Regions from separate parts of the Homo sapiens genome. Here region 2 is linked to region 1. A link is a contact called in ENCODE Hi-C data. All regions are on one chromosome and are shown on one strand. The core of a region is the stretch at or near the end of the contact, and the rest is flanking DNA. Distances in the headings are between cores, read along the strand shown. Region 1 holds the start of MMD (monocyte to macrophage differentiation associated). Region 2 holds the start of MIR142HG (MIR142 host genes).

Evidence for each region. A loop is a pair of places that touch in the nucleus more often than their neighbours do. Pooled maps may share reads with other maps.
Region 2: a loop to region 1 is called in a map with no recorded cell type, with 9 times the contacts of the local background. The contact joins the promoter of MIR142HG here to the promoter of MMD in region 1. A Hi-C loop is called at or near these places in 3 of 37 single-sample maps with no recorded cell type and 6 of 50 pooled maps.

The regions. Positions count from the first base shown.
Region 1 is chr17:55,420,227-55,423,339 of GRCh38, forward strand. It overlaps MMD (monocyte to macrophage differentiation associated), which reads right to left and starts at 1,609. Exons shown (of 7, transcript NM_012329.3): 1 at 1,444-1,609. The coding sequence starts at 1,469. RefSeq lists a silencer at 1,550-2,009.
Region 2 is chr17:58,330,948-58,334,060 of GRCh38, forward strand. It overlaps MIR142HG (MIR142 host genes), which reads right to left and starts at 1,573. Exons shown (of 1, transcript NR_186557.1): 1 at 1-1,573. The region is part of intron 2 of TSPOAP1-AS1 (TSPOAP1, SUPT4H1 and RNF43 antisense RNA 1); the gene reads left to right. It overlaps MIR142 (microRNA 142), which reads right to left and starts at 371; the gene lies at 285-371. RefSeq lists enhancers at 461-600, 1,401-1,470, 1,971-2,040, 2,631-2,720 and a silencer at 1,581-1,890.

The DNA of each region.
Region 1 (3,113 bases), core at 359-2,858:
AACCAAATCAAACCGCATGCACAGGGCTTCACTGATCATGACTGGAGTGCATGTTACATTCTCTCTAAAAGCCCCTCCGGTCTTCATTTCTGACATCAGGTTCTAAAGTCAGAACACTACGGTTCCATTTTGCCCTTAGACACACCGGTATGAAGTTCCACTGGGGGAACAGTGCCAAGCATTCAACACCCTGACTGATAAGCAATATATTCAGAAGTCAATCCAAGTCTTCAAGCTGATCCCCTTCCTGGTGGCCCAGACCATGGCAACTCTTCTGTGCATTTGTTGCCTCCTTTACCCTTTGGGACTGGGGGAGGAATGAGATGGGTGAGAGGGCAGTGAGGGCATGGAGATTGGAAAGAAAAAAAAAATGTGTACTTTAAAATTCTGAAATAAAAGGTAGTGTCTAAAAACTCAACAACCTTCTTGGAAGATTTCATGCATTTCTTAAAATTTCCCCTGTCACTGCACCCCCAGCAAACATGCTGGTGGTGAAGGTCCGGGAATTCACACAAAGGGATGCAGTTACCATATGCCCTGGAGAGGTGAACTTTCACCCACTTAAACAGAAAAGAAAAGCCCGGAGTTCCTCTCAGAGTCATGGGCTAACCTCCATCCATTGTTAGACGGTGGAGCCCCAGAGGGGAGTAAGGCCACGGCGCCCCCCAGCCCGGCATTTCCACCAGCTCTACAGTGAATGAGCAGTCGGCCAGCCTTCCGGTGGCGCCTCCACGGTTCCTCCTCCTCGTTTCCTAACACCGGCGCCTCCACAGCAGGTCTCGCCACCCGAAAGCTAACATGCCCCTTCGCAGAGCCCAAAAATAGCACCGCCCTGGGACGTTCAGCTGGAGAACCAGCAAGGCCCCTACACGGCCAGGCAGGGCTAAGCTGGCGGAGCGTGCCTCAGTTTCCCTGTTGCTAGGGCCGTTCACAAAGCACCCAAAATGCCTAGCACCCCGCTTTACGACAAATCTCTCCGCAGGGCGCCACCCCGTTCCGCGCGCCCCGGGAGACCCCCACCCTGGAGGTAAAGGGATGGAGGCCAAAGCCAGGTCGGAGGACTCGGGGGCGGTGCCCGGGGCTGGGGTTCGGGTTCCCAGAGAGAGCCAGAGCCCAGCCTGTATGGGGGTCGGGAGGGTGAGCCCCAGGAGCAAAGGGATCCCCGGGAAGGAGGACAGGCTTGGAGTCCCGGGGCCGGGAATCCATCTGAGGTCCGCAGATCGCGAGGGGAGACCCGGGTGAGGCAGGAGCTCCCATCCTTGGAGGAAGGGGATCGCCCAGGGACAGCAGGGTGGGGAATCCCCAGGGAACTGATCCCTGGCCAAGGTGCGGGATCCACCCAGGATGAATCCAGGTGAGGAGCCGGGAGCCGTGCGCTTAACGGCGGGATTTGGGAACCCGCTTCTGACACGGGCAGCGGGACCGGGACGCCATCCCTCTCACCGCTGGAATCGATTCTTGAACCGCATTGATCCTCTGCTCCTCCTCGGGGGCCAGGAGCTCCGTCTCGTCAGCACCGGCGGCCGGGCGCGCGGCCCTCATGGGCTTGGGCTGCTCCGGAGGCCGCCTGCGTGTCCAGCGGAACCCTTCGGCCGGGTAGGGTCGGAGTGGGCCAGGCCGGGGGTCGGGACAGGGCTGGGGCCAGACCGGGCGGCTGGGGGCGGGAGGGAGGCCGCTTCAACGGCCCCAACACCTCCCGCCTCCCGCCTCCCGCCTCCCCGGCTCCTCCGCCCCGGGGCTCCTGCGCCCCGCCCCGGAGCCCGGCTCCGCCCCCGCCGGCTCTGTTCGCCTGCGTGCACCCGCGGTCGCCGGCGCGTCAGCGCGCCGGTCAGCCAATCGGCACCCCGAGCGGCGCGGCGGCTACGCTGCCATTCATTCCCGCCGGGCTCGGGCAGCGAGGCGGGGCCTCGCTGGGGAGGGGCGGGGCGAGGGGAAGGGGAGGAGCGCGGGAACGCGGCGCCCTTCTGTAAGAGACAAGTTGGAGAAGAGATCGAGGGAGGGAGAGAAGTGGTGAAGGAGGAGATGGACCAGGAAATCTTAAAAGCATTGTGAAGAAAATAGCAGCAAACAAGCAGCCCTACCTCATTCATTTTTTCTTCATCATTAATTTCTCCATCCCTCCTTTCATTTATTCCTTCATCATTTTGAGGGCCAGCTCCCGCGAGGCTATTGTGAGAGGATCCAGGGCAGAATGAAAAACCTGTCCTTGTCTGACCCTTGAGGGAGTTGAGATCTCTGAGCGTCTTCTAACTCTGAGATTCAGTGAGATCCACAAAAGGAGGAATCCTCTGCAAGGATCCTTTTATGTTATCCTCCAGTTTATTTTTTATTTTATTTTATTTTTATCCAGGCAGCTTTCAAATAAACGAGTTGACTTGAATCAGGGTCCTGTCGCTAAACCTAAACTCAGAGGGCTTCCTGGAAGAGAAGTTCAAATAAAAATGAATGAATGGGCCAGGTGCTGTGGTTCATGCCTGTAATCCCAGCACTTTGGGAAGCCAAGGTGGGCGGATCACCTGAGGTCAGGAGTTCGAGACCAGCCTGGCCAACTTGGTGAAACCTTGTCTCTACTAAAAATACAAAAATTAGCCGGGAGTGGTGGCGGGCTCCTGTAATCCCAGCTACTCGGGGGGCTGAGATGGGAGAATCACTTGAACTTGGGAGATAGAGGTTGCAGTGAGCCGAGATTGCACCACTGCATTCCAGCCTGGGTGACAGAGTGAGACTCTGTCTCTCTCTCTCTCTCTCACACACACACACATACACACAGAATGAATGAATGGGTGATTTGTCGAGCCTTTCCAGGATCACTGATGGAAGTTATATGTGTTCCCTTCCAGGTATCGTGTCCATACCCAGCCCCCAGCCTGCAGGCTAGAGACTCTGAAGTGGCATGAGGCCAGCCTGCTAGGAGTGCTCATTCGACCTACAGTAAAGCATTGGAAAGCCAGGGAATTCTGTCACCCATAATTCTAGTTCCCTTTCCTTGAACCTTCCAGAGAGGTGCTTTCCATGCTTCAATCTTCCCAAGAGCTCCTCCAGATGGGCATTATCCAACTTATTTTACAGATAAGGCTGAGGCTTATAGTGGTCAATAAACTTGCCAAAGGCAA
Region 2 (3,113 bases), core at 323-2,822, 2.9 Mb after region 1:
CCATCCCTTCCCACCCCTTCCTCGTCCTTGACGCTGCGGCTGCATCAGGGTTCCACATGTCCAGCCCTCCCCGCCCCCAAAGACTGCAGGGCAGCAGAGGAGCTGCTGTGGCCTTTCCCCAGCTGTCCGGAACCAGGAAGGGCAGGAAAGCCATGGAGGCCTTTCAGGCATCTGGGCAGGGTAGGGAGGGGCCGTAAGGTGCTCACCTGTCACACGAGGTCCCCGAGCGCCGAGGAAGATGGTGGCGGGCAGCGGGCGGCAGCAGTGGCGTGATCTCCGAAGCCCACAGTACACTCATCCATAAAGTAGGAAACACTACACCCTCCAGTGCTGTTAGTAGTGCTTTCTACTTTATGGGTGACTGCACTGTCTGTCTGTCCGTCGGCGTGTACTCTTCAGGCTGCCCAGGCCTCCTGACTCCTGCTCCAAGAGCCCCCCAGCCCTCCTTGTGGCTTCCTAAGATCCCCCCAACCCTGCCAGGGCCCCCCGAGGGCCCGCCCTGGGCCTTGTGGGCGGTGACTCAGCATGGCGCCAGACTTGCCTCCTCTACCTCCCTCCCCCACTTCCTCTTCAGTTCCCTCTTCCCTTCCCCCTAAAGGCTCCACCCCATCCCCCCAGTTTCAGAGACACTCAGGTAGAGACTAGGGCCTCTGGAGGCCTCACCTTCAGTTCTGTGAACCCCTGGCTGGCCGCTTCCAGCCACGCTAGCCACCCTCCAGCGTCCAAATGAGGCAGCCACAGCTCCCCTGCCAAGGTCTTGGTCTCCAGTCCACCCCAACCGTGAGGTCCTGACTGCCCAGAGCCTCAGTCCCCACCCTTCAGCCTCCCCACCAGCCCAAGATCCTGACCCCCCAGGGCCTAAGTCCCCAGCCTCCCCAACAGCCCAGGGTCCTGACCCCCCAGGGCCTCAGGCCCTGGCCTCCCCACCAGCCCAAGGTCTTGAACACACCAGGGCCTCAATTCCCAGCCTCCCCACCAGCTCAAGGTCCTGACTCCCCCAGAGCCTCAGTCCCAGCCTCCATAGCAGCCCAAGGTCCTGACCCCCCAGGGCCTCAGTCCCCAGCCACTCCACCAGCCCCAAAGTCCTGACTCCCCAGAGCCTTGATTCTCGGCCTCCCCACCAGCCCAAAGTCCTGACTCCCTCACTGCCCTGCTGTTCCCCTGGCAGGAGCCCAAGGCTATCCCAACAAAAATGGTGGCCATGTTGGGCGGAGGAAGAGGCTGGCGCCCCTTGAGACACTGGTCCCACTTCTCAGCCTCTGCGTACCCTCTGCCATCCCCGCCTTACTCTCCAGCCCTCCTCCTTGGACACCTCTTTCCCCGCCTGGGGTCCCGGAGCCATTTTACCTTCCTTCACTAGAGAGGGTTTCAAGGCGCTTTGCCCTGAGCTTCCCGCATGGGGCTTGCACCCAAGCTCCTCGACACCCCCAACGCGCCTCCACCCAGACCAGCAGCCCAAGCCCCTAGAGGCCCCGAGCTGAGGAGCCCCAGTTGGGGCAGCAGTGAAGGTCCGGATCCTTACCTGAGGCTGCAGGGCGGAGGAGAGCTCGCCCTGTGCTCCAGGCTCCGAAGTGGGGTTCCCTTCAGGGAGGGCAGGGCTTATAACCCCGAGGCCACGTGGGCCAGATCTCAGGGCGCCCAACGGTCTCAGAGCGCGCCCCGCCCCCGCCCGCAGGGGATGAGCGCCCTCCCTCCCTCCCTCCCTGGGGAGGACAGACTGACAGGAAACAGAAGGGGGTGGGCCCGCGGGAGGGCTGGGGACCCTCTCTCATGCCCTGGGCAGGTGGCTTCCGGCCCCAGCTGCCCTTCCCCCCGTGGCACCAGCTCCAAGGGATGGCTCAAGAGCCTGGGACTGACTCAGGGCATTGAGGGTGACCCCAGAAGACCAGGGCTCCTCGACAGGGCCCTCGGTGAGTGCCCAAAACGGGGAGTCCAGAATTCCAGCACAAGAAAAGGACCTTCTCTCTGAGCCCCACCGCTGCTGACCTCAGCCCAGAAAACTCCCTTCCCTTCCCAACACTCAGGCCAGGCCCTGGCTCCTCTGCGTGTGCTCCCGAGGGCCATGGAGGTGCTGATGCATGAAGGGCGTCCATGGAGACTGTTGTCCTCAGCACCCCACAAAGCCACCCCTCCTGCAGCCTCAGCCTGCAGGGCACAGTGCGGGGGACACTCTCAGGCCCGGTGGACTGATGGCACTAGGCTAGGTGTTCACGCTCTCTTTGGGACCTGTGGGGACAAGAGGGCAGGGCAGAGCTGGGTGAGGATCAGGTCCTAAGGTGGGGCACAGGTGCTATGCGGAGAGAAGGGGGCTTGGAGGAGTGGCGGGAAAGAGGCTCGAGGGAAGGTTCTGGCGGCCACCGGATGTGGGCATGGGGCCCACCCACCTGCATGCCACCCCCGATTTCCCCATGGGGAAGGCAGGAAGCTGCCCAGCCCAGGGCCCCTGGCTGGGGGAGGGGAGTAGGGTGTGGGGGTGGGCAGGGGACAGCGTCGGCTGAGCCCAGCCCATACCATCTTCCCCCAGCGTTCTCCAAGCCTCTCCATGGGCTTGGCTCTGGAAGCAAGAGGAATGGGTTTGGGGAGGTAGGAGCGGTAGAGAGAAAACCACCCAGTGACTCCTTCCCAGAAGGCCATGGACCTCTTCTCTGGGTCCTCCGTTTAGGCCCACACAGACCTTAGGGAGCTGTCAGATTCAGGGCCTAGAAGAGGACTGGCATGGGGGCAGTGGGGAGGGAGATGGCCCCACATCCTTCCCTCCAGGAAGGGGGTCCTTCAACCTGGAAAGTTGCCCCATTCCCAGGTCCCTAAAATGGGACAGAGAAAGGGGGAATGGGGCCTTTCACCCCCTTGAGTCTAAAGAGAAAGTGGTGAGGAGGGTTGCCTTGCAGGGCCAGCTGGCCAGAAATGGGGCGATACTCCTTTAAGAGACCACCGCTGCCTCTGACCTGGGTGGAGGGGAAGTGGCTGCCCCAGGCGATAAGAGGATAAGAATATCAAAGTTGTGCAGTAACCTGGGTTCCTGGACCCCCATTCTTCAGGGCTCCTCCCCTGAGAGCATCTTACCTCCTACTCCTGCTTATGATGCCTCCATAGCCCTCACTTCAGAGGCGTCC